Linked DNA regions of Mus musculus: all the other regions are linked to region 3. Evidence: chromatin loops called from intact Hi-C (ENCODE). Cell type or tissue: left cerebral cortex. All regions are shown on one strand. Links, peaks and the distances in the headings refer to the core of each region. The heading gives the core; the rest is flanking DNA.

Evidence for each region. Hi-C counts contacts between places; a loop is a spot of excess contacts. Peaks named below come from ENCODE experiments on the same cell type or tissue, not always from the same donor. Only the 100,000 strongest peaks of a DNase experiment are listed, where the experiment ranks them.
Region 1: it touches region 3 in a loop (3-fold over the local background); 3 of 42 quality-filtered maps call a loop at or near these places.
Region 2: a loop joins it to region 3, with 2.1 times the contacts of the local background. A loop is called at or near these places in 2 of 42 quality-filtered maps.

The regions. Positions count from the first base shown.
Region 1 is chr2:69,731,049-69,741,472 of GRCm38, forward strand. It overlaps Ppig (peptidyl-prolyl isomerase G (cyclophilin G)), which reads left to right. Exons shown (of 14, transcript NM_001081086.1): 2 at 698-765; 3 at 1,149-1,226; 4 at 1,332-1,406; 5 at 1,770-1,877; 6 at 2,141-2,185; 7 at 3,243-3,330; 8 at 4,820-4,849; 9 at 4,941-5,080. The coding sequence starts at 1,166. Among named protein-coding and RNA genes, the nearest start is that of Ppig, 13 kb to the left of the region's middle. In left cerebral cortex, for the core only: no CTCF peak of the experiment used is centred there; no DNase peak of the experiment used is centred there.
Region 2 is chr2:69,749,375-69,759,798 of GRCm38, forward strand. It overlaps Ppig (peptidyl-prolyl isomerase G (cyclophilin G)), which reads left to right. Exons shown (of 14, transcript NM_001081086.1): 14 at 1-4,685. The coding sequence ends at 1,008. It overlaps Ccdc173 (coiled-coil domain containing 173), which reads right to left. Exons shown (of 9, transcript NM_001077684.1): 9 at 8,683-9,091. The coding sequence ends at 8,747. Among named protein-coding and RNA genes, the nearest start is that of Ppig, 31 kb to the left of the region's middle. In left cerebral cortex, for the core only: no CTCF peak of the experiment used is centred there; a DNase peak (open chromatin) is centred at 5,921.
Region 3 is chr2:69,969,869-69,980,292 of GRCm38, forward strand. Ubr3 (ubiquitin protein ligase E3 component n-recognin 3) reads left to right here. Exons shown (of 39, transcript NM_177783.6): 21 at 269-373; 22 at 1,192-1,365; 23 at 3,281-3,741; 24 at 7,851-7,939; 25 at 9,451-9,600. Among named protein-coding and RNA genes, the nearest start is that of Myo3b, 64 kb to the right of the region's middle. In left cerebral cortex, for the core only: no CTCF peak of the experiment used is centred there; a DNase peak (open chromatin) is centred at 5,214; H3K27ac peaks cover 569 bases.

The DNA.
Region 1 (10,424 bases), core at 896-8,895, 240 kb before region 3:
TAGGGTATTTCTTACTCTGTGTAACATATCACAGGCTGTTTGCTAAGGCACTTTAGTCATTTAGGTGTGATAGTTTAAATAAACGCATGTGTATTCAGTCTCTTCTGAGCAAATGAAATGGTTATTTTTGTATTCTGTTAGCTTGGCTGTTATTTAATACTTGCCAGTTTTGCTTTATCAGTTCTTCCCCTTACTGTATCATTCCCTACCAAGTCTTATTATAAATCCTTAAAATAAATGATTTACAAAAGAATGTCAAGTAAAAGGTACCTGCTGTGTGAATACAGCTACCTTCATAGTGTTTCACACATTACTATGTGCCTGTCATAGGCTGTTAGTTGCTCATGACCAGAAGTAACCTCATGTAAAATTGAATATGCTTTTGATCAGAATTCTATCTACCTTATATTAGTATCATTAAAATCCCCACCTTTCATTTCAGGTGTAGTAACATGCACCTGTCATCCCAGCAGCATTCAGGAGGCTGAGGCAGAAGGATTGCCATAAATTGTAGGCCAGCCTAGGCTATAAAGTGAGTACAAAGTTAGCCAGAGATACCTGATGAGATTTTGCCTCAGAAACAAAACCTCTTCCTTTTCTTCACAGATGATGATATATTTTTGGTTTTGTTTGGAAACTTGAATATTTTTCTTTAATATCTTATATTTTAATTAGAGCTCTCATTTTTCTTTCCTAGGAGCAAAACAATTGGCTCAGTCATTCTTGGTGGATTTTTGTTTTTTTATTGTTTCCCCCAACTTAAAGGTAATATACATGTTTTGTTCTCTAGTTTTACAGACTTAATACAGTATTCTGTATGGGGGTAGTAATCTGGTTTTGGTTGGTAAAATAGGAATTTATTATACGATAATGATGGTTCTCTTTAAGAGCACATTTACTAAAATTGGAATAATAAAAGAAGATTAACATAGTAATTACTATGCCTTAATCTTAAAGTTTTTTTCTATTTTCCTCAAAGTATAGTCTAATCTCCAAGAATCATAGTGAGTTTCCCCCTAGGAGACAAATGTAAAATAAGTTCAACAACATTTGTAATTTATGTGCAATAGATTTTGCTTTTAGACATTAATAGAAAATCTTTGCCATTTTAGTTGGCTGCCTAAAACTGTACCATATTTCACTTACAGACTGAAGTGTTGGAACCATGGGGATAAAGGTCCAGCGTCCTCGGTGTTTTTTTGACATTGCCATTAATAATCAACCTGGTAAGAATATTAATATAAATATATAAATTAATAAAATATTCTAATTAACATACTAGAATATAAAATTGTACTCAAGAAATTTAAACCTGTTACCTTCTTTTTCAGCTGGAAGAGTTGTCTTTGAATTATTTTCCGATGTATGTCCCAAAACGTGTGAGAACTTTCGCTGCCTTTGCACAGGTTTGTTTGCATTTTTCAATTGTCCTAATTTCTAGAAATACTAGCTGTGAACCCTGCATTGGGATGAAGACATATGATGTCAAAACTCAGGCTGAGTCAGGAGCATGCATTCAAGACCATTCTGGGCCACATGCAAGGGGGCCTGTAATCCCAACCCTTGGGAAGCTGAGAGGAGGACTGTGAGTGTAATGGCAGCATGAGTTACAAAGATAGACTTAGGTTCAAAAAAGTTCAAGTTAATTAAAAATAAGTACTAGTTGTAATAAGATTTTATCTGAGATTGATTTCTGTGTTCTCTAGAAGAATATGGGCTTTACTAATATTTCAGTCTTTTCATTGATCTATGACTGTTTCTTTCTCCAGGTGAAAAAGGGACAGGGAAATCAACTCAGAAGCCATTACATTATAAGAGCTGTCTCTTTCATAGAGTTGTCAAGGATTTCATGGTTCAGGGTGGTGACTTCAGTGAAGGTGAGATTTTGAGTCCTATAAAAGACACGACATATTTTTTGTTAAACATAAAGGTTTTGGGTAGTGTGTGTTGTACAGGGAAATGGAGAACAGAGGACAATTTACAAGAGTCAGTCCTCTTGTTATTGAAATTATATTGATGTCTTATAATTTGTTGTGTTCCTTTGAGTGTTATTGGTGCAGAATCATTTGTATACATACTTGATGAGAAGTATTTGACTGCGTTTACTATCCTGAGTTCTAAGAGTGTTTTTCATAACTAGGGAATGGAAGAGGAGGAGAATCTATTTATGGAGGATTCTTTGAAGGTAAAGCTTTTATATTTAATTGTTTTTAGAAATTTTACTCACTATAAATTACAGTAGGAATTAAGCATATGAATATAGAGATAACTTAATGGTTTTCATATTTTACTTTTGGTATTCAAGAGAATATTGTTTCAAATTTCTCATACATTTTTCTCACTCTAATCAAAGATTAAAAGAAAAGTTCTTATCATTGAAGTAAACAATGCTCTGATGGAGGTTCAGTTAATGAGTCTAGACTGTGATGTTTATCCCTCCATGCTCATGAGTGAAAGGGATAAAATGTAAAGAAATACATCTGGACTCTTACAATCTTGCTATTTATTTTTAGTACTGTGCTGGGGTCAAATCCAGGGCATTGTTGATGGTAGGCAAGAACTTTTAAGTATGTTAGACTGAGAGATAAGAGAGCTTGATAGCATGCTTGGAGCTCTGAGTTCAATCCTTTACACCAGGGAGGAAAAATTAGTAATAAATCTAAAATTACAGGGGTAAAAATTGGTTCATAATAGGTTCTTTCTTCCTTCATAACCTGACCTTGTTATGTTGTGTTTGACAGTAAAGAACACATCCAGCCAGGCATGGTAGCACTGAACTATAATACCAGCACTGGGGAGGTTCAGGAAGGATTTGGAGGCCAACTTAGTTTAAGTGCAAGACCCTGTCTCAAACAGGAAAATATCCATTGTGAACAAGAATGGAAAATGAATTATTTTGAGTGTGATATATATGCACATGCGTGAGCAAATGTGAGCATTTCCTCCTGTGTACAGGCTAGAGGAAGACATCAGGTGCTCTACCATTCTGCTTTACTCCTTTGAGACAGTGTCACTGAATCCAAGCCAAGCTATCAGCCAGCAAGTCCCAGCAGTTTTTCTATTACTACCTCCCACAGCACTGAGGTTACAAGTATGCAATGGTTAACATGGTTTTCTACATGAGTCCTCAATGTTTGCACAGCAAGCCTCTTAACCACTGAGCCATCTCTCCAGTCTTGAAAAATAAGTGTCTTGGAGCTTACACTTCTAATATAACTGAAAATTTTCTTCTCTTTATATAGATGAGAGTTTTGCTGTTAAACACAACAAAGAGTTTCTCTTATCAATGGCCAACAGAGGGAAGGATACAAATGGCTCTCAGTTCTTTATGTATGTATTTAAGGTTTCAAATATCCCTGCTAACTGTCCCTATTGCCTTTATAAGAGAGAGATTGTAAAATTATAGGAGAAGTAAAACAATCACTGATGGTATAGTAGAATGGTTACTAAAGTCTCAGGTGATAGAGCTTGCTGAAAAAGTAATAGGTGGCTTAAGACATTGCCATTGTCAGAGAACAAAATCGGAAATACATCCACCACATCAGGTACCATCCACTACTGTACCCAGCTTTCTATGTGGATTCTAGGGATCAAACTCAAGCTTGTACACCAAGTATTTTATCTTTAAGAGATTTTATATACCAGTATGTCTCTACGTAACCAAATACCAGGCTTCTAACTACATAGTTTTGAGGTTGACCTTGAGAATAAAAGAGAGGTAGGGGTACTTGCAAAAAATGCATTGAACAAGTGCTTTCTTTAGATTCAGGTGAGTTTGTTTTGAAAGTCTCTTGATCAGGGTCCTTGAACCCCATCTTAACTTCTCCAGTACATGTAATTATTATGCTCTTGTTTGAGGTTGACCCAGTTTAATTCAACTTTTCTTCAACACAAAATTTTATTCAATATCACAGATAACAAGCTCAAAAACCTAGAGTAGTTGAATAACATGAGTAAGCCTGTTGGAACATAGAATCTCAGCTATTAAAACCTGTGTTGAAGAAAACAGGAACACTAAGTACTAGTTACTTATTCCATAAACTAGATACTATCATTTTCAGATATTCCAGAGAGATTTGAAAATTGGATGCAGAAGTACCTACAACTACATGTTGGCAGTTAATTTCTAAAATATATGAAATTAAGTGGACTGTTTCTATTCATGTTCAGCAAATATATCTCAGAGCCATCAGACTGACTGTTCCCACCTCTCTCAATTCCTCTAAAACCCTCCACGTTAACTGTTTAAAAGGTTAGGGTGAGGCCTGAGAGATTCAGTGGTTAAGCGCACTGACTGCTCTTCCAGAGGTGCTGAGTTCAATTCTCAGCAACCACATGTTGGCTCACAACCATCTGTAATGGGATCCCATGCCCTCTTCAGATGTGTCTGAAGATAGCTACAGTGTACTTGAATTCATAAAATAAATAAAATCTTTAAAAAAAAAAAAAAAGAGGATGAAAAGCACCATTGTTAAACCCATAAGTTAGTAGAATGATTTGGTAAGTTTAGCAGTTCAATACAACAGAACATCATACAACCAGGAATATTTAATAAAAACCTAGTGACAAGTAGAAATACAAGTGGATAGAAATAACTCTAAATGTCAACTGCATGCACTCACTGTCTTCAGCAGTCAATAGGTATGGCTTTTATATTCCGAACAAGCTTTTGTAAAACTCGTATGGGAAACCCTTTGCACTCATGAGGTTCTGCTATATAAGGGTATCACATGATTTCTTATTTTCAGTACACTTTTTTTGTTTTTATAGAAGCTAACTTTGTTTTTCTGTTTTTATTTTATCTGATGAATCCCAAAAGAACAACAAAACCAACTCCTCATTTAGATGGGTAAAGATTATTTTAATATCTTACAACATACTTTATTTTGTTGTATTAGAGTAAGAAGCTTTTATTTAATAATTTTTACATGACATTTTAGGCATCATGTTGTTTTTGGGCAAGTGATCTCTGGTCAGGAAGTTGTGAGAGAGATTGAAAACCAGAAAACAGATGCCGCTAGCAAACCATTTGCTGAAGTTCGGATACTCAGTTGCGGAGAGCTGATTCCAAAGTCTAAGGGTAAGAACGGGTGCACAGTTAAGGGAACTCTTACTTGGATAAGTAGAGATTATAAATAAGCATGAGGTTTTGTGGGTTTAGATGTGTCCTGTGCTGTCAGTTTTTTCTAATTTATATGTGCTTCTGTACGTATGTGTCTGGGTCAAGCACAGCCTCACTTACGGTTCTTCAGAAGGCATGGACCATATACTGTAAGTACAATATACAATAAGAAAATTATAGTTGTGAAGAACTTTGTACAATGTTTAGCATTTGTATGTCTTCTGCAGATATTCACTACTTTCTTCAATCTCTTTTGGTGTGTGTGCATGACAAGATCTCTTTGTGTAGCCCTGGGTAAGTCCTGTACACACAGATATGTACACACACGCGCGCATGCACACACACCGCCTTCTGAGTGGTAGGATTAAAGGTATGCATCAGCATGTCCTGCTCAGCCTCTGCTTGAAATTCTAATATAGGTTACATCTGCTAGAATGTTTTGGAAACATGCCTTTATTCCAGTTCAATTGTTATGTTAGAAAATTTTACTTAGGCATAATCTTGTCCACACACAAAGTAATTGCAGAAAACCTAACTTGACTAATTACCTTTATAGGCATATACAAAAAGTGTAATTTCAGGAGCAAACTCCTGGTATTCTTCAGTGTCATTAGACTTTTTTTTTTTTTAGTCTAAGTAAAACTGAATCACAGCCGGGCACGCCTTTAATCCCAGCACTCGGGAGGTAGAGGCAGGTGGATTTCTGAGCTCGAGGCCAGCCTGGTCTACAGAGTCTACAAAACAAAAGATAAATTTCATACACTTGGTAGGAAGAATGAGCTTTTAAATCATCTTCTGAGTCAGTAAGGTGTCTTAGCAGCTATACAAGCTTGGCAGCCCAAACTTAGGCTGGAAACCACATATATAAGGAGAGAAAGAACTGACTTCATGACTTCACACATGCACTGTGACACACACTGTAATAAAATCACCTGTGGTATGCCCCTTTCTTCCTTCCTTTCTTCCTTCCGTTCTCTCTTTCTTTCTTCCTTCCTTCCTTCCTTTCTTTCTTTCTTTCTTTCTTTCTTTCTTTCTTTCTTTCTTTCTTTCTTTCTTTCTTGAGAAAGAATTCCAGTGCAAAATGAAAGTGGGAGCTGATGAGAATGAAATTTTCTTTTCTTTTCTTTTCTTTTTTTTTTTTTTTTTTTTTTTTTTGAGTTCCTTCTTTTTATTAACACATACCCAACTACTTGTCTTCTGGTTTGTTGAAGCAGTTAGGTCAGACAACACTTGCCACAGTAATGCCTGTCAAAGTGGCTTCCCATGAAAACTCCAGCACCACACTCAACAGAAGGACAACTCTCGACGAAGTCGGCTATTTTGACGTTTTGGTCCGCCTTATAGTATTTCAGCACAGCCAACTTAGACTTCTTCCTCTTATGCTTACTCTTCTTGGGAGTGGTGTAAGACTTCTTCCTTCTCTTAGCACCACCCGAAGTCTCAACACCAGATGAAGGGTGGACTCCTTAGGAATGTTGTAGTCAGACAAAGCCCGGCCATCTTCCAGCTGCTTACCAGCAAAGATCAGCCTCTGCTGATCAGGAGGAATTCCTTCCTTATCCTGGATCTTGGCCGTAACGTGATGGTTTCCCCATAAGGGTCTTCACAAAAATCTGCATCGAGGCGGTGGCTCCACCCACGATGGCAGATCGGAAAGGAGAATGAAATTTTCTTAATTATGAGATAAAGTATTTGACAAAATCAAATTACTTTGATGGATATATTATTATTATTATTATTATTTATTTTCATTTTGCTTAGAAAATAGATAGATCTGGTATTTCTTTGACTTGTATTCATTGTGAATTAATTTTCTTTAAAAGTTTAATATCTCCCACCCTTTAGTTACTAAAAGTATATATAGTAGATTTTTCAGTGTTTGTGTTTGTATATCCTCTCTGTTTTAATGGTCTTAGGTTCAGATTAATAATTGGATTAATGAGACAATATAGGTTTCTTTCCATACAAAGTTGACTAAGGTTTAAGAAAGGAGATACAGGCCGGGCAGTGGTGGCACATGCCTTTAATCCCAACACTTGGGAGGCAGAGGCAGGAGGGTTTCTGAGTTTAAGGCCAGCCTGGTCTACAGAGTGAGTTCCAGGACAGTCAGGGCTACACAGAGAAACCCTGTCTAGGAAACAACAAAACAAAACAAAAAATAAAGAAAGGAGATACAGCACAGGAAATAGCCTTTTGGAGATTTCATGATTTCTATACACAGCTTGATTATGCCCCAAGAACCTTATATTTGATATGTTTATGATCAGAGGAATGTGACTAGGTAGGCATGGGCTACCTTAGTTTGTTGAGATTTTTGCTGTAGAGGTCTCTTCAGTTTTTATAACTTGTTCCCACAAGCTGGTCTCGAGCTGCTGCATAATGAGCATGAATCATAGTCAGTGTTCAAGGTTCTTGGTCAAGAACATAGTAACTTCAGAGAGATGCTTTTTTATTTTGGATTTAATATGCTCCAATAGATACTGAGTTCAGATACACCAGTCCAGTAACAAGGAAGCCAGTGGAGTCCAAAGATGCAGATTTTTTTCTCTTTAACTTTGTTGAATTATAGAGAATACTAATACATATAATTAAGTATAATGGGCATATTTACCACCCAGTTTCAACAGTTCACACATGGACAGTTTTGTTTTACCTACCTCCAGATATTTCTCCCCCTCACAAACCTTTACTTGGAAGGCAGGGTTTGGCTATATTGCCAGACTTAAATTTCTGGATGTGGGGCTGGAGAGATGGCTCAGTAGTTAAGAGCACTGACTGTTCTTCCGGAGGTCCTGAATTCAAATCCCAGCAACCACATGGTGGCTCACAGCCATCTGTAATGAGATCTGATGCCCTCTTCTGCTGTGTGTGAAGACAGGTACAGTGTACTTATAATTATTAAATAAATCTTTTTAAAATTTTTCTGGATGTGTAAGTCATTGCACTCACCTGCTTTCTTATTTGAAGCAAATTTCAGATACAGTTTTTAAATTTCTTATTTCACGTGCATTGGTGTGAGAGTGTCAGATCCCCTGGACCCAGAGTTTCAGACAGTTGTGAGCTGCTGTGTGGATGCCAGGGATTAAACCTGGGACCTCTGGACGAGCAGCCAATATACTTAACCACTGAACCATCTCTCCAGCACTCCAGATACACATTTTATCTACAGATATTTAACTTTTCCTCCTAAGATGTGACTTGTAAAAGATAACCCGTGCTATTACATACTCCTATTGATCAAAAACTTAGCAATGTTGTGATTTCTTATTGTTTTATTAATGTTAGTCATTTTGTTGCTTGAGTCTGACTTAAGGTTTGAACATTGAAATTGGTATTAAAGTTGTTTTAATTAGTTTGTGCCAGGTATAACTGTAGTTCCAGCTACTTGGGAAGTTGAGGCATAGAATCATTTGAGGCCAGGAGCTTGCCGTATAGCTAGGTTATTTGTGATGTAGCGTTTTTTCTTAATTCTACTTTTCATAGTTTTCTGCTTCTGTTTCAAATACCTTAGTAAATCCATTTAGAAAACTGAAGAGAATCAGCTTTGTTTTGTTTTAGTCCCCCAGCCCCCATCTCCCCTCAGTCCCCATCTCCCCTCAGTCCCCATCTCCCCTCAGTCCCCATCTCCCCTCAGTCCCCATCTCCCCTCAGTCCCCATCTCCCCCAGCCCCCATCTCCCCTCAGCCCCCATCTCCCCTCAGTCCCCATCTCCCCTCAGTCCCCCATCTCCCCTCAGTCCCCCATCATTTTTTGAGACTAGGAGTCATACAGGGCTGACTGGTTTCCCCCTGCTCTGCAGTTGGTGTTCATTCAGTGCTCCGTAGGACTTTCTAAAAGACACTCCAATCGTAGTGCCTTCGTTACTTATTGCTGGAACTCTTCTGATAAGATGCAGCATCCTTTTGTTTATTGATAAAAATCATATGTAGGAAACACAGAGGGCTTATTTATATCTTAATTTACTAATACCATCATGACCTGATGAATTTAAGTCTATTTATTTACTGTTTGCTAATTTATTGAAATTCCTTTTTCTGTATATGCATGTTGACTCATTTTTGGCCCAAATAAGTATTTCAAATCCATTCTGGTTTGAGTTAGTACAACTAAATGGGTCAGGTTCTAACTTTTGAAAAATTCATATGCCCTATGTGTGATAATTTTACTTATGTTAATATATTCTTTAAAGCATCCAAGTTTCAAGACATTTTAAAAGATTATTTCTTAAGCTAAGAAGATGGCTCAGTGGGTAAATGTGCTTGCCATGAAAGTTTGCTGACCTTAGTTCAGTTCCTGTACCTACCTAAAAGTGGAACTCTACAAAATTGTCCTCTAACCATGGCACACACATCAAAGCACATGATAGTAATAATAAGATAATATTTAAGAAATTGATTGCCTATCCAGGTTTAGTGGCACACACCTTTAATCCCAGTACTCCAGAGGTAGAGGTAGGTGGATATCCAAGTTTGAGGCCAAGCTGGTCTACAGAATGAGACCAAAAGGAAAAAAAAAAGATTCCTTAACTCAAAATTTCAACTTGAGACTTTTTTGTAGAGACTTAAAAAAAAAGATTTATTTATGTATGAGTAGAGTACTCCATCTGCATGTATGTCTGCATGCCAGAAGAGGATATCAGATCCCATTAAGATGGTTTGTGAACCTCTGTGTGGTTGTTGGGAATTGACTTGGGACCTCTGGAAGAACAGCCAGTGCTTTTAACTGCCGAGCTATCTCTCCAGTTCTTTGTAGAGATTTTTAAGCATAGTTATTATTGATAAAGTACTTCTGATTATGAGAGTGTGCTTTAAGCTGTGTTTCTAATCATTAGACGAATCCTTGCTCAGTCGTGGAAGTTGAAGCTTGGTGCCAATGAAATATTCCTTCCTGTGTTGACACAGCAGTGTGTTTGGTTTGGTTTTTGTTTGTTTTCTTGTGTGCGTTTTATTTGTTTGTTTTTACCTTCAGTTTTGATATAGGAGAAGAAATGGAAAAACTATAATACTAGAATTTGGGGAATCTTAGATGTTACTCTTTGCTTTAAAATTTTCTATTCAAATGTTTCTTAAAATTAACATGGTTTAGAATTTGGAGCTTGCTTATTTTTAGAAATACTCTGGCTCAATAGCAATCTGGCTCATGAATCTGGAAATGCGGGTTCTAATCCCCAAGGCCTGACTGTTGTACTCTCTCTGAGTTGAGATGACTGAATGAACAAAATATCTAATACTGGACTTAAAAATTTATAGAAAAAGTTAAGTTTTTACCTCATCAGTTTGCCTGAAATGACTGAGTAGACTCT
Region 2 (10,424 bases), core at 1,594-9,593, 220 kb before region 3:
GTAGAAAAGGAAAAGAAAGCTAAAGACCATAAATCTGAAAGCAAAGAGAGAGACATCAGAAGAAATTCAGAAAAAGATGATAAATATAACAAAAACAAAGTGAAGAAAAGGGGCAAATCCAAGAGTAGGAGCAAGAGCAAGGAGAGATCCAAGAGTAAGGAGCGAGACTCGAAGCACAGCAGACACGAAGACAAGAGGGTGAGGTCAAGAAGTAAAGAAAGGGATCATGAGACTACTAAAGAAAAAGAAAAACCACTGGATCCTAAAGGGAAAGATCAGGAAAGGAGTAGAAGCAAAGAGAACTCCAAACAGGTAGAATCAAAAAGTAATGAACATGATCATAGCAAAAGTAAAGAAAAGGATAGACGTGCACAGTCCAGGAGTAGAGAACGGGATCTGACTAAAAGTAAACACAGTTACAACAGTAGAACAAGGGAGCGGAGCAGAAGTAGGGACAGGAGCAGAAGAGTGCGGTCCAGAAGCCACGACAGAGATCGCAGCAGAAGCAAGGAGTACCATAGATACAGAGAACAGGAGTATAGGAGAAGAGGAAGGTCACGAAGCCGGGATCGAAGAACGCCAGGACGATCGAGAAGTAAAGATAGGAGGAGAAGAAGGAGGGATTCCCGGAGCTCAGAGAGAGAAGAAAGTCAAAGTAGAAACAAAGATAAATATAGAAGCCAAGAAAGTAAGAGTTCACACAGAAAAGAAAATTCTGAGGGTGAGAAAAGAACGTACTCTAAAAGTCGTGATCATAATAGCTCAAGTAATAACAGGGAAAAAAAGGCTGATAGAGAGCAAAGTCCAGTGTCAAAAACAAAGCAAAGCAGTCAGGACAATGAAGTGAAGTCCTCCACATTAAAAAATCAAGAGGACGAAAAGACCAGATCCCCGGTGGAAAAAGAAAACCAAAAATCAAAGGGTCAAGAAAATGACCATGTACATGACAAAAATAAAAAATGTGATCATGAATCAAGCCCTGGAACAGATGAAGACAAAAGTGGATGAGTGAGTTGTGTACTCTTAATTCCTTCCTGTCTCAAATTTTCAGTTTTTAAGACTTACTGTTGAACCTCCCTTTTTTATTGTTTTCATTGTTTTGGAGTTGTTTATGTTTGTCTCCCCCCACCCCCTTTTTTTTTTTAAATGTGGACTTCATTGAGTTGATCTTTTGATAATCTGCTACCTGGATAATTTGTACTGCTAAAGTTTTAATAAACTTGAAATGAAAAGAAAAACAACACTTTGGTGTAATACTGTGTGCTATGTTAAATTCTTATGTATTCATTTTTGTGTTGCAACCGTCAATAGCAGCCTACTTTGCTTAATCAGCCATTTGGAAACAAGCTTAACTGTTGGTTGCAGTACATTGTTGTATAGGCTTGTGTTTCTTTTGATACAAATCCCTTTAGAAACCACTTGAAGTTTTGTATAGCTTTTTGGGCTTTGATTTTTCATTTATAATTCATGGGCTTAGAGCAGTTTCCTTAACTAACAGAAGCAGGATCCTTATGTGATCTTAAACCTTCATTTGATTTTACAGTTATTTGTACTTTAGTTACTTTTTTTGTGCTTTATACCTTATACTTTACAATTCCAGCTGTAGCTTGTTTCTTAATATTGTCCACGTTGCTCTGCGAGCTATAAAAATGAGGTGAGTGCTGTTTTCAGTTCATGTGCTGATTGAGCTTGAGTTGCTGTTATACAGCATTTGACAGAAATTAGACCTTGGAAGACCAGACTGTAATTTTCAATTCTTTGTTGCTTTTGGTGTGAAGAGCTGAAATTGTTGCTTTTTAAGAACATGTTATTACCTTTTTCTACAATTTAAAAAATGCATTTCTCATTAAAACATACTACTTGTGTAGATCCTTCTTAAGCTAGACAGATTCTAAAAAGCGTTAGTATTGGAAATAAGATTTCCCTATTTTGGCTATTAGCCTATATCACATTGAGTGGTAATTCTGCATGATTTGGGTTTGTTTTTTGTTTTTTTTTTTTTAAACTTGGACTAACTTCTCTGATTCTCATAGCTGTGAATATGAAATGTCAAGAAGATGCATCTTTCTATATATGTACCATGATAGGCTGTGTAGCATGTTTGTGACTCTGGTTTCTTTCTATTCAGATGGCTTTAGACCAGTTTACTGTTAACATTATTTTAACTTGGCATGTATAACATTGCCATATAAAGTAGAATAGAAAGTTGCAAAATATGATACCGTGCAGAGTTAAACACTAAACATATCCAAAGTCCATTCAGAATTTTGTGTGTTGTATTTTGCTATTTTTTTGTGATGTGTGGCCTTTTATTCTGTAATATCCTTCTAAATAAAACATTGAACATCCAGCAAACACAAAACCTGCCTCATTTGAGAAATATTTCAAAAATCCAATTAATAGTAGCCTTTAGGACGTTTTTGTACTCTAATATTTGTCAGTATAGTGTCAGCTCTTACCAAGGTAGCTTCTTGGTAAACCCACTAGCTTTTCAATGATATTTGTACTGAATAAAGTGATGCTTAATATACTTCCCATTATTGATTACTATGGTAAGATATATTTGGCATTGTAGCTGGTACAGAATGAAGAGTGCAGTGATTATAAAGCTATTTGGAACATCCTAAAGCAAATACCCACAATGGATTCTTTACAAATAGTTTTTCTTGATGGGAATAGTTAATATATACGTGATCTGTTACATGTCTTAAAAAGTTGATTATGTCTTAAATTCAGTTGTGTTTTAAAATATATCCCAAACTACCTGATCTTTAAGAAAGGAATTTCAACAAACATTTTAAAATCCATACTTTTTTTAAGTAAAATTACTTTTTTTTTCTTATCTAGAGCTTTTACTTGTTAGCATATACATTATAAACAAGAACTTTCCAGTTCTTTAGGAAAGTAAACATGGGAGAAAATTGGTAATGTCTGTAATATCCTCCAAGAGAGCAGCTCAGAGCTGAGCATTTACGGGCTCCCCCAACTCCTGCTTTGTTAGTTTGTTATTTTTTTCAATATGACAGATAATGGGGTAAATAGTTGAGAAAAGACAATCTAGATTTTTTTTTCAGAATAAATAATTAACAGCATTAATTGTACCCCAAGATTCACAGTTATCAATTGCACAAAGCCCAAATTCTTGTTCTAGTAGATTTTTAGTTATTTGTACATCATATTCCCAAAACTATTTCCCATTTCAATTTTCCCATCACATTGGCTTTCTAAGAATATCTAAATTTACAGCTAATGAATAGTTTTTAATACCCCTTGAAAGTACTTTCACTTGTTTTTATTGCTTGACTCCAAAGCTGAGGAAATTATTTCAGTATGTAAGACTTTGATGATTATTGTATGAATTATTGTTCTGGATAAGTTGTTTACCACAGAAATTGACACTACAAAGAGATCGTTAGAGAAAGTAAAGCTACTGTATTGTACTGCATTGTAGCTGATACAGAATGGTTACTTGCTGTAAAGACAAGACTGTCTGGGAACAGCTATCCAACGTTTAAAGTGCTCTTTCACTTAAAAGTTATGCTAATCTGCTAGCTTTCTTTGCCCCAGTGTGATCCAGCTGCTCACTGGCTTTGCTTGCATCCAGTGGTAGGTGTCAAACCAAGAACCTTTATGTTCTGGATAGGCACATGCTGGGGTTCTGGTATTTTGGGTAATAGTATTAACTACTGCTCCTACTTTATTTTCTAGTGACTACTTAGAGCAGTTAGTATAATTGATCCTTTGTTCCATGTGTTAATAGCTTTCATCATGGAACCTTTTACAGCAAATTTCTGTAAATTTCCCAGAAAGGACTTAGACTTAACTGATTGGTATAAAAAACTAAATGAGCATTTTTCATTCTTTTGTTTCTATTTACTGTAATTATTCCCTGTAGGGTTTATGCATTTACAGTTGACAAACTCTCTGTGTAGTTTGAGAAACTTTAATTGTAAGAATATATTTTTAAACTAATTGTTTTTAAAAATAAAGTATCCCAAGGAAACTGAGTGTTGATTGCCATTACTGCCTGCAGTGGGCTTCTCAATGTCTTGAAGGGATTCACCTGCTGTGTGACAAATAAACAACAAATCACATTCATTTAAAAAAAAAAAAAAGGCCGCACAGGCCAAAGAGGAAGAAGTGTTAAGGTTTTACTCATTTGCTCTCCCTGACTCACCCCTAGTACTGGAGGATGGAAGGGCATTCATTGGTTTGTATTTCTGTCTGGTTTTGGTTTTCTTTTATAGACAATTCCATGTTACTAAAAGCACATTCTCTGTATTTCTGCCCCACCCTCTTTGTGTGTTTATAGTATTTTTGAAAGATTGACACATAAATTGGGTATTTCTATGGAATCTTGAGGTGTGGCTGCTCTCTGTGGAAGGGGAAAGCATAATTAGGTTAATGCACTTCTTTTCCTAGCTCCACAGTCACTGTGATGTATATTTTTTTAATGGAATTTAGAAAACTTGTTTTCTCAATTGTAAAATTAGTTTAAAGATGCTGCTTCTCTTATCATTAGTCTAGTAAATGTTGAACTGTTTTCTGCAGATGGCATTTTACAAAATTTAAACTTCAAAACTGTATTAACTTTTATAGTTAAACATTGTATTAAATAAAGTATACTACAATAAACAATTTGGGATTGTGCTTTTTATTTGTCTTATTAAAAATTAGGTAACCAATAAAATTTTTGTTATATAATAGAAATGTAAATTCATTTGTATTTTGAGAAAAATAGGTAGTTGACAAAAAATGGACCAAAGTATTTACTGACTGTGGTAGCTTACACTTTAAATCTAGTACTATGGTGACAAAAGCTAGCCAGGACTGAGTAGTGAGAGCCTAGGAATCCCAGGGTTGGTAAAATGCTGCCAAGCCTGGTGATTGGAGCTGAATCCCTGGGTGGGACCCGCATGATGCAGAGAGAACTGGTCCTTTGAGCACAAGTGCTTTGACAAAAAGTAAACAAAAAAAAAAAAAAATGGAGAATTTAACCAGCAGTGATGATTTCCAAGTTTAGAACTAAATTTTTTTAAAGATTTTTTTTTTTTATGTATATGAGTACACTGTAGCTGTACAGATGGTGGTGAGCCTTCATGTGGTTGTTGGGAATTGAATTTTGGGCCTGTGCTTACTCTGGTCAAGTCCACCCTGCTCGCTCAGTCCCTGCTTGCTCCGGCCCAAAGATTTATTATACAGAAGTACACTGTAGCTGTCTTCAGACATGCCAGAAAAGGGCATCAGATCTCATTATGGGTGGTTATGAGCCACCATGTGGTTGCTGGGATTTGAACTCAGGACCCTCAGAAGAGCAGTCAGTGCTCATAACCCCTAAGCTATCTTGCTAGCCCTAGAAGTAAATTCTTGTTCAAATGTTTTAGCATAATACTTAAAGCTTGGTAGCTTTTTAATTTCAGAAAATGTTATTACCAAACTTGGGATTTATGTTACTGCATTAAAATTCTCTACTTTTTAATTACTAAATTTCCTAGTAATAGAAACAATGCAGTTTTTCTGATTTGTGAGGTGGGGGGGTTATTTTTGAATTTGATTTTGGGATTTGTCTTTGTTCCAGGCTAGCTTCAGAGACAATAGGTAGGCACAAAATTAAAGATGAGCTATCACACCCAGTTTATATGATGCAGACAATTGAACCCACAAGAAATAAATCCTGCTTCTGCCTTTCAAGTGCTTAGCCTAAAGCTATATTTTTACGACTTGTAAGACAGTATTTTGGTTTTAGTATAATTTAGATGTTTAGGGAAAATGCCCACAGTTGAGAATTAATGGTGTGTGTTAGCATGCCCAGCTGAGTTTTGGGATATATTAAACTTCACAGTGATTTGGATGAATCATCTTTCAAAATATAGATGGGTATTATCATCTCACATACACAGAACTAGTCACTGCACTGTGCAGTTTGGGTGTTATGAAGTCCTGATATATTCAAATTTTCCTATTTCTATTTTACTGGTGAATGAGACATGTGACTTTCCTCAGTGGATTATGACATCAAGTTTTGCTGTAGGGTTTATAAAAAGATAGATAAGCAGTTAAAAGCAGTATATGACTGCTATTCCAGAGGGCTTGGGCATAGTTGCCAGCACCTGGATGTGTAACTTCCAATCCCAGAGATTACAACTTCTGGCATGCAAGGGCATCAGGCACACAAGTGTTACACATACAGACAGACAAGACTGCCACACAAATTGAAATTTTTTTGCTATAAATTTTTTATCTTACACCTTTGATATTCTTTGTAGGAATCAGTCTCCAGTACATTGGCAAAAGTATGAAACATTCACAAAGCTATTACAGAGATTTGTAATAGCAAAGGACAAGAAACGACCCAAATGTGCCTTTGCCAGCTGTTGGGTGAACTATCTCACTCGTGGAGCTAAATCTGCCAGGGAGAAAAGGAAAAGCAATACACTTTTGATTTTAAAAAGAAACAGTAGGTGCTGGAGAGAGCTCAGTCTGTAAAGTGTTTTGTGCAAGCATAAGGACCTGCATTAGATAACCACCACCCATTTAAAAGCTGGCTATGGTGACATGTATTCGTGATCCAAGAACCAGGGAGAGGGGGAACGAAGACAGAAGGATGAGCCCCTGCTTTAAAAAACAAACCCATAAAACAAAAACAAGCTTTTGAGGAACATCTAAGGCTCACCTTTGGCACACAGAGAAAGGGTCATCAGTGTGGTGGTTGCCTGAATATAATTCTAGTGGTTAGGGAAACATGAGATTGGGTTTGAGACCAGCCTGAGCTACATAAGATCTTGACTCAAAAAGAAAAAAACCACATGTGCAATAACCACCACCAAGGTTAAATCCCAGCACAAACTAATTAGAGATGACCTCAATGTCACTTAGAATGCAAGTTGGTTTTTTATTGTAAGAATATGGATCTTTAGTGGGGATGCAAAGTGGTGCTAAGCTTTAGGAAGTAAGGCAGCAGGTGAGCTAGCCCACACTTGAGAGCTCTGAGACAGATGGGTGGTAGAAAGTCAAGAGCTTGAGAACCACCTGGGCTACATAGACATGTCTCAAGAACAAGAAGAGAGAAAAATTTAAAGACATCCTGGGTCTGTAGAGATGGCTCAGTGACTTGCTGCTCTTGCAATGGATCATGGTTTTGTTCCTAGTACATGGTAGTTTATTGTTGGCAACTCCAGGAAATTCAACACCCTTTTCTGGACTTTGTGGACACAAGTAATGCACATGGTACATATGCAGAATTGCAGGCAAAACATACACATGAAAATAGTTTTTTATTGTATGTGCTGTAGGAGTCTACTTATATGAGTTACTTAGCCAGATTCATTGGTGCAAAGTTGCTTACAAAAGTGGAGAGGAGGAAGGAATGGGATAATTTAATTGAGTGTAGTTTCAGTTTACAGAATAACAAGTCCAGAAATTGCAGAGCAATATTGTGGTGCTTTGAATATGCTTGGTCCATGGGAGTTGCTACAATGGCCAACAGGTGTGGCCTTGTTGGAGGCAGTGCATCACTGTGAAGGTGGGCTTTGAAGTCCTATATGCAGAAGGTCCACGTAGTGGGAAAGAGACTCTCCTAGCTGCCTAAGAAAGATAGTATCCTCCTGGCTGCCTTCCAATCAAGAAGTAGAAGTCTTGGCTCCTCCAGCACCATGACTGCATGCTGCCATGCTCCTTGCCATGATAATAGTGGACTAAACCTTTGAACCTGTAAGCCAGCCTCAATTAGATGTTTACTTTTATAAAAGTTGCCTTGGTCATTGTGTCTCTTCACAGCAATAAAACCCTAAGCAAATTTAAATATACTTAGCACTATTATAGTTAGAAGTGTATGTTCCAACTCCTGTAGTGTATGTTCTATTGTTTTTTTTTAAACCACAATGTAAAAATACTAAGGAAGGTGCAATTCATAAAAACTCCATGAACTTGTATATTAAGTAGACATAACTAGAGAATTATTTTAAGTCATTTCATGTCTAGGAGATACACTCTACACAAAAACCCGCAGAGAAGTCAAAACTATACAAAGCATTTAGTAACAATGAAGTTTTGAACAATTGAAACAACTGAATGACAAATTGAATACACACATGGGTTTCTGTTGAGGAAAGTATTCTCTCTGGTTCAGCCATAAGAACAAAGTACTGGCAACATGGTACACAACACAGAAATTCACTGAAGTCCACAGCATGGCTGCATTCTTATAGAATAACTAGTATAGGGCTGAGACAAAGCAGAGGCTGTGTGGAGGGGAAAATGGGGAGGTACTGCCCAATAGGTTCAAGGTCATGACTATACAATCCTGTGGGTGCACTTCATCCTACTGAGAACATTTTAAATGAAACTGACATTGTGTGACTGAGTATATAGCCCAGTCAATAAGGTGAGGAGCTGACTTTGACCTCAGAGCCATATTAAAGAAAACTAACGAGTGTGGTGGTACAGAGTTGTAATCCCAGAGCTGAGGAGGTAGGCATAGGCAGATCCCTAGGTCTCACTGGCCAGCCTGCTTGTTGAGTTCCAGGCCACTGAGACATCCAGCTTTCTAAAAAAGATGGATGCAGTGTAAGAAACAAGGCTGTTCTCAGGAATACACACACACACACATGTACAGGTGCTGTTATGTGTACTTAGATACTGCAAAGAATCAAACCAGGCAACACATAAGTAGTCTCTTTATTATCAGAAATTCCATTATATTTGTAGCTCATTACAGTAAATTTTATTAATCAAAATATGACCTTTTTTACCAAGTAAAACCTAGCCTTCTCTTCGACTTCTGAAAATCATTATACTTTGATCCTTGACTTTTAAAACAAGGGAGCTGGACCCCAGTGGCATCAGTTGCCTGATAGCTTGGCCTTATCCCACCTCTGCCTACAAAGGGTGGTCCACGTCCACCTCCCACTCCTTCCTGCACAGCTTTTACCATAGGGTAGGCGTATTTCTTTGTTGATTCAGATTCAAAGTTAATTACTTCTCTAGCATACTTCTCAAATTCTTTCTCCTTCTCAACTGTAAGGGCGTCAGTAAGTCTCCAATAATCTAATTCTTCTTCCTTCATTTGTTTTGCATTATATTTATTTATGGCCTATTTGGAAGAAAAATAAATTTTAATATTGGTCAAAAACATGCTTTCCAAATATCTATGTAGTTTTAAGATGCAGTTGAAATTTTATAAACTCAGTATTTTACAAATATGCTTTAACTCATCAATTCTTTTATGCTTTTAAGAATATACTCAAAGTGTAGATTAAGTATTTAAACTCAAGGCTTTATGTGATACACAGTTAAAACAACGTAACAAGATTAAAAGCATAAATTTAGGTTAAAAATAAAAAATACAGTTCTCTTTCAATCATTTACATATGTGATCTTCAGTAAGTTAAAAAGGCATATAATTATTGTTCCTGTTCATCAACATAAAACTAAAGCAACAGGGAATACCTAAGTTATATGCAACCAGTTACATTCTATTTCCCAGGAATGTGAAATTAAACAATGAGTGACATTAATCTATGAAAATGTATTCAAAACTGAGGAAATAAGTATTAGGCAATCTCTCAAATACTTTACAAAGACTTTGTCTTATAATGTTACATTAATTTATATTGGAAGATAGATATGTTTTTAATGGTTTCTCTGAAATTTTAACAAATTTCAATTTTATATTTGTAACATTTTAAGATGTGCTGAATTTCTAAATATAAGTTGTTTTTCCTGTATATGGATATATTTACTATCTATGAAAATATTTTAACAATCTAAAACTTTAACATAAGATCTGATCATTTCTACCAATTGAAATTTGAGGGAAAGGCACAAGTATATCAGTTTGAAATACCAAACTTTTTATCACTGAGTTCTAAAAGTAAGGCTTATGTTCTCTTTGCTGAATTAGCAATAAAATATCCAGAGTCAGTATCCAATAAGAACAGAAGACAGAAGAATTTAAACAATCTCACCAAGGGGTAATAAGCTAAAATGAGATGTCCTTGTTTACATATCAGAAGAAAGAAGGAAGGAAGGAAGGAAGGAGGAAGAGGAGAAGATGAAGGAGGAGGAGGAGAAGGAAAGGAGGAGGAGAGGGAGGGGGAGGGAGGAGGAGGAGGAGAAAAAGGAGGAGAAGGAGAGGGAGGAGGAGAAGAGGAAGAAGAGGAAGAAGAAGAGGAAGAAGAAGAAGAAGAAGAAGAAGAAGAAGAAGAAGAAGAAGAAGAAGAAGAAGAAGAAGAAGAAGAAGAAGAAGAAGAAGAAGAAGAAGAAGAAGAAGAAGAAGAAAATATAAAAAATAGTACTTGTCACATAATAGACACTGAATTATAAATACATTGGAGAGGCTCAAGATGTGACTCAGCAGTTAAGTGCATTGGCTCTTCCAGTGGATTAAGGTTAAGTTACAAGCACCCACAGGGTAGTTCACAACT
Region 3 (10,424 bases), core at 1,391-9,390:
TATGACTCTGGTCTATGTGAATATCTGTAGTTGTGTACACACACACCCCATATACACACACAAAAAGTAAATCAAAAAGTTCTACATAATTGTCAAAAGAAACTTAGAGTGTGTTTCAGTTTGTGTTTTCATTAAGATTTGCATTTACACATCACATTTATATATCTGATAATTATCTGATTATGATTTTTGTTTGTAATAGAATGTTTTTGGATCTTTAAATGAAATATATTTTGTAGAAACTGAGTTGTTTTTATTTTTTTTAAAGATTCTGATGGATCATCAAAATCTGTCTGAGCATGTGCTGTGCATGGTCTTGTACCTGATTGAGTTAGGCCTGGAGAACTCTGCTGACGATGACTCCGAGGAAGAGGTAAGCACTGTGTCTTCTCTTAGGGCAGCTGCCTGGGCAGGTTTCTCTGGAACTCACCCTGTAGTCCAGGCTGGGCTTACACTCAAAGATCCACCTTTTCCTGCCTCTTGAGTGCTGGGACTAAATGTGTACACTACTATTTTTTATGTATATTGTTATTTGCCTTCATTCTTATCTGTACAGCATTTATACATAATACCTTTGGAGGCCAGAAGTAGGCTTCAGATTCTCTGGAACTGGAGTTACAGATGTTTGTGAGCTGCCAAGTGGATGCTGGGAACTGAACCTGGATCTTCTGGAGGAGCACACTGTGCTCTTAGCCACTGAGCTAGCTTTCCAACCCCTATGTTTAGATTTTTAATTCTTAAATCTGAAGAAGTGATAAGAAGGCCCTATATATTAATTTATTTAGTGAGTATGGATGTGCACCATGATGCACATGCTCAGCTTGCAGGAGTTTCTCTCCTTGTACCATATGGGACCTGGGGATTTAACTCATGTCGTAAGGCCTGACTGATAGTGTACTCGCTGAGCCTACTCTCTGGCCTAAAAAGGCTTTATTCTTAAGATACATATGGTCCTTTAAAACTTCCCTTGACATTTATGGAATTACTTTATGCATAAAACTGTTGAAATTTATCATTTCAATGAAAAAAATTAAAGAAAGCTATTTATTTATTTTTGGTGTTATAGTGGGAACACAAATTATGGATTCTGGGGAGTGTATGCACAATTATGGATTCTGGGGAGTGTATGCACATGTGAGCACTTATTTTCTTGTCATTCATTCATTCATTCATTCATTACATATGTCTTAGGTATCAATGGGTGGACCAGAGCGTTGTCATGACAGTTGGTTCCCTGGCAGTAACTTGGTATCAAACATGAGGCACTTTATAAATTATGTTAGAGTGCGAGTCCCAGAGACGGCTCCTGAGTTGAAAAGGGATCCCCTCGCCAGCACGAGCTCTGACGCTTTGGACTCTTTACAAGTAAGTTTAAAAGTGACGGGGATGAAAACGGAGAGGTTTTCCTTACATTGAGAAATGCTTAGATGCATTCAGAAGAAAACATTGTTAGGGGAGCTTTAGATTATCATTTATTTCTTGACATGTCTGAGCACTGTTGCCTTAACCAGTCTTTTTCCTTCAACCTGCTAGAATTCCCGACGGCCTAAAGTTCTTCAAAGAGAGGTAGATGTGTATGGTATTTGCATTAACTAGCAACATGGCTAATTGGAAATGAGGAAACAACCACTGAAGTATTTGTGTGTGTTTGTGTGTGATTAATATCATTACATTGAAAAAGAGTTCTTAAAATTAGTATTTTTTACTTTTAATAAAGTTACTTATATTTAATTTTAAATAAATTTATGTTATTGATCAAAAATGCAGAGTAGTTAGTAGTAAATTTTTCATTTTAATGTTAAAAGTGTTCTGGACCAGTTATAGGTGGGCCGTTTGGATCTACTTACAATTGTCTTACTAACATCTTAAAAATGACTTGACTATTCCTAAGTCAAAATAAATGTAATTGCTGGCAGCATGCCCATTAAAAATAATTTTTCCTTTTGCTTCTGTGGCAATTAACTAATTCAACAGGCCCATAACTTGTATTTTGTCTGTTGTGTTTTGGGACTCATTGTGAAAGCCAGCTCTTTGCATGATGCGTAAGTAATCTTTAAGATAAAGGGAGAAGCGGAGCTGCAGAGAAGACTCAGCAGTTAAGGGCCTGTCACACCTTCCAGGGGAACTGGGCTCAATTCCCAGCACCCACATGGTGGCTCACAACCGTCTGTAACTCCAGTCCCAAGCATCGGGCATGCATGTGATACACAGACATACATGTGGCCAAAATGCTCATGTACATAAAATAAATAAAATTAAAAAGAAAAAATGACATGCCAGATAATTAAGTAGTTTTTTTCCCTTTAAACCAGGTATCATGTGAATAGAGAGAGCTGAATTAGATATTTCTTGTAGTTAAGTCTACTTGTTAGAATATTTCTTACATTTGACATGTTTTTGTTGTGAACACCGGAAAGGATTTTAATTAAAAACTTGGAACCTCTATCAGAGGCTCTTTTTATTCTAATGTTGTAGAGTATTTTAAAAACATTCAAAGTTAAAATTTTATACTGAAACTTGGCTTACAAATGCATGCTTTTTAATGCTCATTTTAGAAAGATGAGATCCATTAAACAGATTCATATTTTAATTAAAAGATGGTTTCTAAGAGGCTTGATGTGTTTGCTTTAGCAAAAAGACTGTCTAGAAGACAAATTAGTGAGAAGAACACTTGTGCAGTGTGAAGCAAATTATTCAGTCTTTACATTTTATTTATCCTTACATTTCAGTTTTGAGACTTGTAATGTTGGTAATTTTCAAACTTTGAAGTTCCTTAGAAGTGAAAATAATATTTACTATAGATTTACTGTCTTAAAAAAAGTGAAGAAAAATGGAAAGGCTTTCTGTGTGGTAGCATCCTTCCTTCCAGAAGCTCCTGGAGTGCATGCAGGTTCCTGATGAGTGGGGCAGCGCAGCGCAGCGCACCGGCTTCCCTTACACTCAGGCTCACTTTATTTACTGGTTATTTAGTTTGTTCTTTCATTTTTTTGTTGTTGTTTTGTAATATGGCTGCAGACATGGCCTAAGCTTGCTTGTTTGTTTTCTGTGGAGCAGAGAGAGGGGTGACTGCCAGTGGCCTCCTGTCCCTTACCACTGTTCCCATAAAGTGGTCTTACATGTATTTGAGAAAGGAGCAAAGGAAACGAATGGGTTTATCTGCTAGAGAGATCTTTAGATGAAAATGTTAAGCATTCCCGTTGGAAAAATACTGTGATATATTTTTAGAATTGGTTGTTGACTAACTTCTTCATCTTTCTGTCGTTCTTATTTCTACCTGTAGAATTCTGGTACAGCTCAAGTTTTCAGCTTAGTAGCAGAGCGTAGAAAGAAATTTCAGGAGATCATCAATCGCAGCAACAGTGAAGCAAATCAGGTGGTTCGGCCCAAGATTCCAAGTAAATGGTCAGCTCCTGGTTCCTCTCCCCAGTTAACCACAGCCATTTTGGAAATTAAGGAAAGCATATTGTCTTTGCTAATAAAACTTCACCACAAACTCTCAGGAAAACAAAACTCTTACTATCCTCCATGGCTTGATGACATAGAAGTTTTAATACAACCAGAAATTCCCAAATACAATCATGGAGATGGTATAACTGCTGTAGAAAGGATTTTGCTAAAAGCTGCAGTGCAAAGCAGAATGAACAAGCGCATCATTGAGGAGATATGCAGAAAAGTGACCCCTCCTGTGCCACCCAAAAAAATCACCGCAGCGGAGAAGAAAACTCTGGACAAGGAGGAAAGGTATTGGTATTTGTAGTGTTTCTAATATGTACAGAGCAGTTGATGACTTGGATTTTCTCTTCTTCCTTCCTTCTGGGCTAATGGCCTGGTTATTTCAGTTACAGCAGCCATAGCTGCTTACTCTGTAAGGTAATGGTTGGTCATAGCTAGTGTGTGTGTCTGTGTGTGTGTGTGTGTGTGTGTGTGTGTGTGTGTGTGTGTGTGTCTGTGTGTCTGTGTGTGTGTGTGTCTGTGTGTGTGTGTGTATGTGGCGGGGGTGATTGTGTATGTGTGTGTGTGTGTGTGGGGGGGGGAATTGTGTGTGTGTGTGTTGGGGGGATGCGGAGTACTTTATGGATAAAAAGACATTGCTCATACTACTACTGCTGAGGTATCTGAGAATTCTCTTGCTGTTCAAAAAGAAGGTTTAACTTAACTTTAAATAACAAATATAAGTATTTTTGATATTTCTTTAAAAAGAATCATTTGTGTGTTTGTATGCACATGTGCTTGTATGCATGTAACACATACACCACTGTGTGCATATGGAGGTTAGAGGCCACTTTTGGAAGTCTGTTCTTTCTGTCTTTGCATCTTGTGGGTCCTGGTATTTGAACTCAGGTCATCAAGCTTAATATTAATAGCAAGCATCTTTCCTGCTTAGCTATCTCACTAGCCCTTAAGTATTTCTTAAAATGAAAATCCAATTATTTGAATTTTTGGTACTTAATTGTGTTTATTACTATATGATTATCAATTAATAGAGAAAGCAATGTTTCTTTAGATTTTCCTTTGCCAACTTGTTTCCTAATATTTTAAAGATAAAATTTTTTAATTAGATTTTTTTCAATTTATGTGTGTTTTGCCTGCATGTGTGTATGTGCATTGCGTGTATGTTTGGTACATATGGAAGTCAGAAGGGGTTATCAGGATATCGGATCCCTGGGACTGATGTTACAGAGACCACAGAGGGATGCTCCTTGTGGACTCATTACTCAGCTTCCTGCTGCTCATCTGGCTTCCACTCATTCATACACACACACACACACACACACACACACACACACACACACACACACACACACACTGCCCACGGCCACCTTCCCAGGGAGTGGGTACCTCCAGTGGGCTGGACTACCTATGTCAGTAACAATCAAGATGATTTCCCACAAACATAGCAACAGGCCAGTTGATCTGGGCAGTCCCAGAACTGAGGTTCCCATCTCAGGTGACTCGAAGCTTGGTGAAGTTGACAGTTAAAACTAAGGAGTACAGGTGGCATTAACAATGATGTATGAGGACAGAGAGGAAAAACTGTCAATCCTGTTTGGTGTTCTGAGTTCATATAAGTTTGCCAGTCCCATGTAATTTGCTAGTTGTAAAGGAGATCATCCTATGATAACTGTATAAGAAGCCATTTTAGTCACATAGATGGTTGTGTAAGAAAAATTGTTTTTAGAGACAGAAAGTATCCAGGGACTGCGGGGGTGGCAGAGTGGGTAAGTGCACTGTACAAGCTGAGAGCTGACTGCCCAGCACTGTCAAAGCTGGGTGGGCATGGCTCTGCCTGCCTGTGTGCTCACTGACCAGACTGTCTAGCTGAAACAGTGAGCTTCTGCTTCATTGAGTGCCCAGTGTCATGGGGATAAGGTGCAGACGATAGAGCAAGTCCCAAGTCCCTGTGCTGCCACCCACAGCTGCATGCTCGTGTACACACCACCCACAAAAGGGATACATGGAATAATAGTAGTATTCCTATTAGACTTGACTTTTTTTTGTTTTTTGTTTTTGTTTTTTGTTTTTTGTTTGTTTTTTTCGAGACAGGGTTTCTCTGTGTAGCCCTGGCTGTCCTGGAACTCACTTTGTAGACCAGGCTGGCCTCGAACTCAGAAATCCGCCTGCCTCTGCCTCCCGAGTGCTGGGATTAAAGGCGTGCGCCACCACACCCAGCTACGAATAGGAATTCGTAAGAACCAATGTGTAATTTAAATGGAATTTAAATTTAATGCATCTAACTAATAAAAGTGGAAAATTGAAAATGAGTTGACTTACTTCTGCTAATTTCTTTAAATTTGAGGTATTTTCTCCTGATTATATACTAAGCTGTTCTGTTTTATTTTTAATTTTTTTATTGCTTGCCAACAGTCTTAAAATATTCTTTGTAAATAGATGAGTGATAAGTGCTAAAAGAGTTATGAAATAATCCAAAGGAATAATTATTTAGAATCAGAATGCTTTTTATTCTTTGGTAATTTCAGGACTCACTTCTTCTTCTTTGCACAAAATAATCTGACCTAGAAATGTTTTTAGAGGAAACTGAGAAATTTGCTGGCTTCTGCTTCTGCTACTAGGAGACAGCCAGTCTTAGGTAGCAGTAAGTGTTTATTCTGATCTTTTAGACTTTCTTCATATGTAAACATCATAGGTTTTTTTAGAACCTCTTTACTGTCCTTTGCTGGCAGGACTTCTTGCTTTTGCCACCTCTGACAAATACTTTGGACATTATCTTGTTGGAAATCCAGATTTTATTTTATTTTCTCTCTCCCTCTGTTTTTTATTGAAAATATTTTCTTTTCTCATACAATATAGTTTCCTCTCCTTCTACTCCTCCCAGTTCTTCCCCATCTCCCCTCCACTCTGGAATCACTTCCTTTCTGTCTCTCATTAGAAAAGAACTAGTCTCTTAAGAGATAACAACCAAACAAACATGACAAAATAACCCACAATAATATGGCTAAGATGTTGAATAGAATATTTCTTTAAGTGTTTATCAGCCATTTGAGATTACTCTATTTAGAAGTCTCTGTTTAGATCTGTTTCCTATTTTTAAATTAGATTTGAGTGTTTGATATTTAGTTTCTTGAATTCTTTATATATGTTTTGGATATTAGTCCTCTTGTCAGATACAGAGTTGGTAAAAAACCTTTTCCCATTCTGTAGGCTGCCACTTTGTCCTATTGATGTTCTTTGCCTTATAGAAACTTCTCAGTTTCATGATTTACCTTTTATTAATTGTTGATCTTGGTGCCTGCTCTGTCAGTGTTCTGTTCAGAGAGTCATCTCTTTTAAGGCTCTTCTCCACTTTCTCTTTTATCAGGTTCAGCACATCTGGTTTTATGTTGAGATCTTTGATCTACTTGAGTTTGGTGTAGGGTGACAAACATGGATCTAATTTATATTCTTCTACAGGCAAACATCCAGTTTGATCAGCACTATTTGTTGAAGATGTGGTCCTTTTTCCAGTGTGTATTTCTGGCTTCTTTATCAAAACTCAGGTTTTCATATGTGTGTAGATTTATGCCTAGGTCTTCAATTTGTTTCCATTGATCAGTATGTCTGTTTTTATACTAGTATCATGCAGTTTTATTACTATAGCTCTGTAGTACAATTTGAAGTCTAGAATGACGAGAAATCCATCAATTCTTTTATTGTTCATGATTGTTTTATCTATTCTGGGTTTTTGTTTTTCCATATGAAGTTGAGAATTGTCCCTTCACAATCTGTAAAGGATTGTGTTGGGTTTTGATGGGGATTGTATTGATCTGTTGTTGCCTTCAGTAGGATGGCTATGTTTACTGTTTCTTTCCTACAGATTGATGGGCATGGAGATCTTTTTATCTTCTGATACCTTCTTCAACTTCTTTCTTGAAACACTTGAAGTTTTTTTATCATAAAAATCTTTCACATGCTTGGTTAGAGTTACCCCAAGATTTTTTATATTATTTGAGGTTACTGTGAAAGGTATTGTTTTCCTGGTTTCTTATAAAATCCATTTGTGACTTATATCAGGAAGACTACTTAGTTTTTTTAATTAATCTTGTATCCAGCCATTTGCTAAAATTAGGAATACCTTATAGAGGTTTTAGGATTTTTTTTTTTTAATGTATCTCATCGTTTCATACCGTAAAGCAGATCTTGGCTTTTATTTTGACTCACACAGACAGTAGGTTTGAGGCCGTGTGGAAGAATAGAATCAGCTCGGGAACATTGAGCTCTCACTTGAGATTTAATACAGTAAGTGGTACAGGAAATAGGTTGCTCTTGATTTGTGGCCATTTATACGTCATATGTGCCTGAAACAGTAGATTAGTTTTAAAACATCATGTATGTAAAATTGTATTTCTCTTTAGGCGACAAAAGGCTAGAGAAAGGCAGCAGAAATTGCTCGCAGAGTTTGCCTCACGACAGAAAAGCTTTATGGAAACTGCAATGGATGTTGGTAAGTCAAAAATTTTAGTTTGAAACTCTTAACAATTAGTTATTATTTATGGTGATAATTTAATCTGAATGTTTACCAGTTTAAATAGTACAGATCACTTACTGTCTTTATTTAAACAGTAGAGTAATGGAATGATCAGATTAGTGGTTTAATTATTGTGTGTGCCATTGGGGACAAGTGTGCTCATGCTGCAGTGTGCGTGAAGGTCATGCGACAACTTAGGTCAATCAGTTCTTTCCTTCTACCGCGTAGGTTCTGTCTCAGGTTATCGGGTTGGAGGCAAGTGTCCTTTCCACTGCCTGAGGTTATTATTATAGCCATTTTGTTGTTGAGCACAAGCAGTTGTTAAGGAGACTTTTGGTTCTCTATAAATCTGTCTCTCACTTATGTCAAGTCTGTCAGCAAGTATTTGATTATTTATTTTGATGGTCTTCTCTGAAGTTATCCTAAGGTCCTTACAGTGATTTTAAAAATATAATGATTAATTATTAATTAGTTAAATGTAATGCCTAGTATAATGATTTTAAAATATTTTTGAGTGCTGTCACATTAATATTTGTAAAAATCAGGTCCACTTTTTAATTCAGTTCATATTGGCATTGGGATTTTTATAATGAGAAGGAGTACCATCTTCCTATTGATATTAGAGCTATGAATAGTCTGTTTAAAAAAATATTTGTTTTTTCTCCCCCTTTCAGTCCTCTTTTTTCCTATAATAGTTCTTCTTTCAGATTATCTTTAGATAAGTTTAGAATTTTCTGCATATATGAGAAAATAGTTGATACCTTTCTGTGTCTGCTGTGTGCCTTGCTATTAATTTCTTATTGTTAGTGATATATGTAATAGTTCTGCTTTATTAATATATAATGAGGCTATCCAGTGATTTCCTTATGTAAACCTTGATGACTATTACTTGAGAGATATTACTGAAATGTAGAATTAGGAACCCCTATTATCATAGGTTATGCTACTACCAACTTTTAAAGGGTTGTCATCTTAAAAATTTCCTCTCTCCAGAACCTTTATGTAAGTGAAAAAAAAGAACCGTTTGTTCCTTAAAATGTAATGAAGATTTTCTCTTATATAGTTTTTTAAAAGATTTTTTTTATTTATGTATTTGAGTGCTCTATTTGCATGTATGCCTGCATGACAGAAGTGGGTATCAGATCCCATTACAGATGGCTATGTGTTTACTAGGACTTAAACTCAGGACCTCTGGAAGAGCAACAGCCCCTTGCATGGATATTTTTGCTTCTGTTTTTTAGTATCAATTTTTACCTGTAATTGTTAAAAAAGCAAAATATTGAATCATGTATTACTTAAAGTTGTTTTAACTAACTTCACATTTTTGGTCTTTCTTAGAGCTGACATTTTACTTAACAATGGTCTTGGTTTTATTATGATATAATTTTGTTAGTTTTTAACTTTAAAAGTATTTGAAATAGATCTTTGTGGGGAGTGCATAATGAAGAGGGACTTTCCTTTTAAGAGTTATAGCTTTCTCCCTCCAGATTCTCCTGAGAACGATATTCCTATGGAAATTACCACAGCAGAACCACAAGTTTCTGAGGCCGTGTATGACTGTGTTATTTGTGGACAGAGTGGTCCTTCTTCTGAAGACAGACCTACAGGACTGGTTGTACTGTTACAAGCATCATCAGGTGAGTTCAAAGAAACATTTTGATAGAAACATTTTAGAGAATTGCATCTATGTTAAGAGCTCATATTAGAGTTCAGTTTTCTCATTGATTTAACTGTTCTAAAATCTATAAGCGTCTTAGGTCTATCAGTGTTGCCCATTTAAATATTCTAATTACATATGGCATATCCTGCCAATTCTACTTCAGTTTCTTGGGGTTCTTGAAATAGCATGCAGAAGTAGTTCCTGACACAGCATGTAGATTGCTGTTTGCCAGTATATCTTTTAAAACATTTTAAAAATTTGTCTAAATGTCCCTGTTTTTTCTTATTTTGAGGAATTTTGAAGTAGTAATAGTTCTTAGATGATCTTGACGGATTTAGTTCTTCCTCAACAGTATGTATGAACAAATTAAGTCTGTAGAGAACTGCATATATAGATGTTTAAACCAAGTGTCAGTGTATTCTTAAGTAAAACGTGCAGGCATTTACACAGAAGCACAGAGGCAAAGGTGGAGAATGGAGTGGATAGAGGTTTATATGTTACTGAAACTAAGTAGATATTAATTCAGAATTCACTTTATAAAGTGAAGACGCTTATTCTACCCTCCAGGTAAACACAAAAACAACCTCCTCAGCAGTAGACTAATAAAAATCCATATTAAAGAAATGGGGCTGGGCAGTGCTGGCACACACCTTTAATCCCAGCACTTAGGAGGCAGAGGCAGGCGGATTTCTGAGTTCGAGGCCAGCCTGTCTACAAAGTGAGTTCCAGGACAGCCAGGACCACACAGAGAAACCCTGTCTCGAAAAACAAACAAACAAACAAACAAACACACAAAAAAAT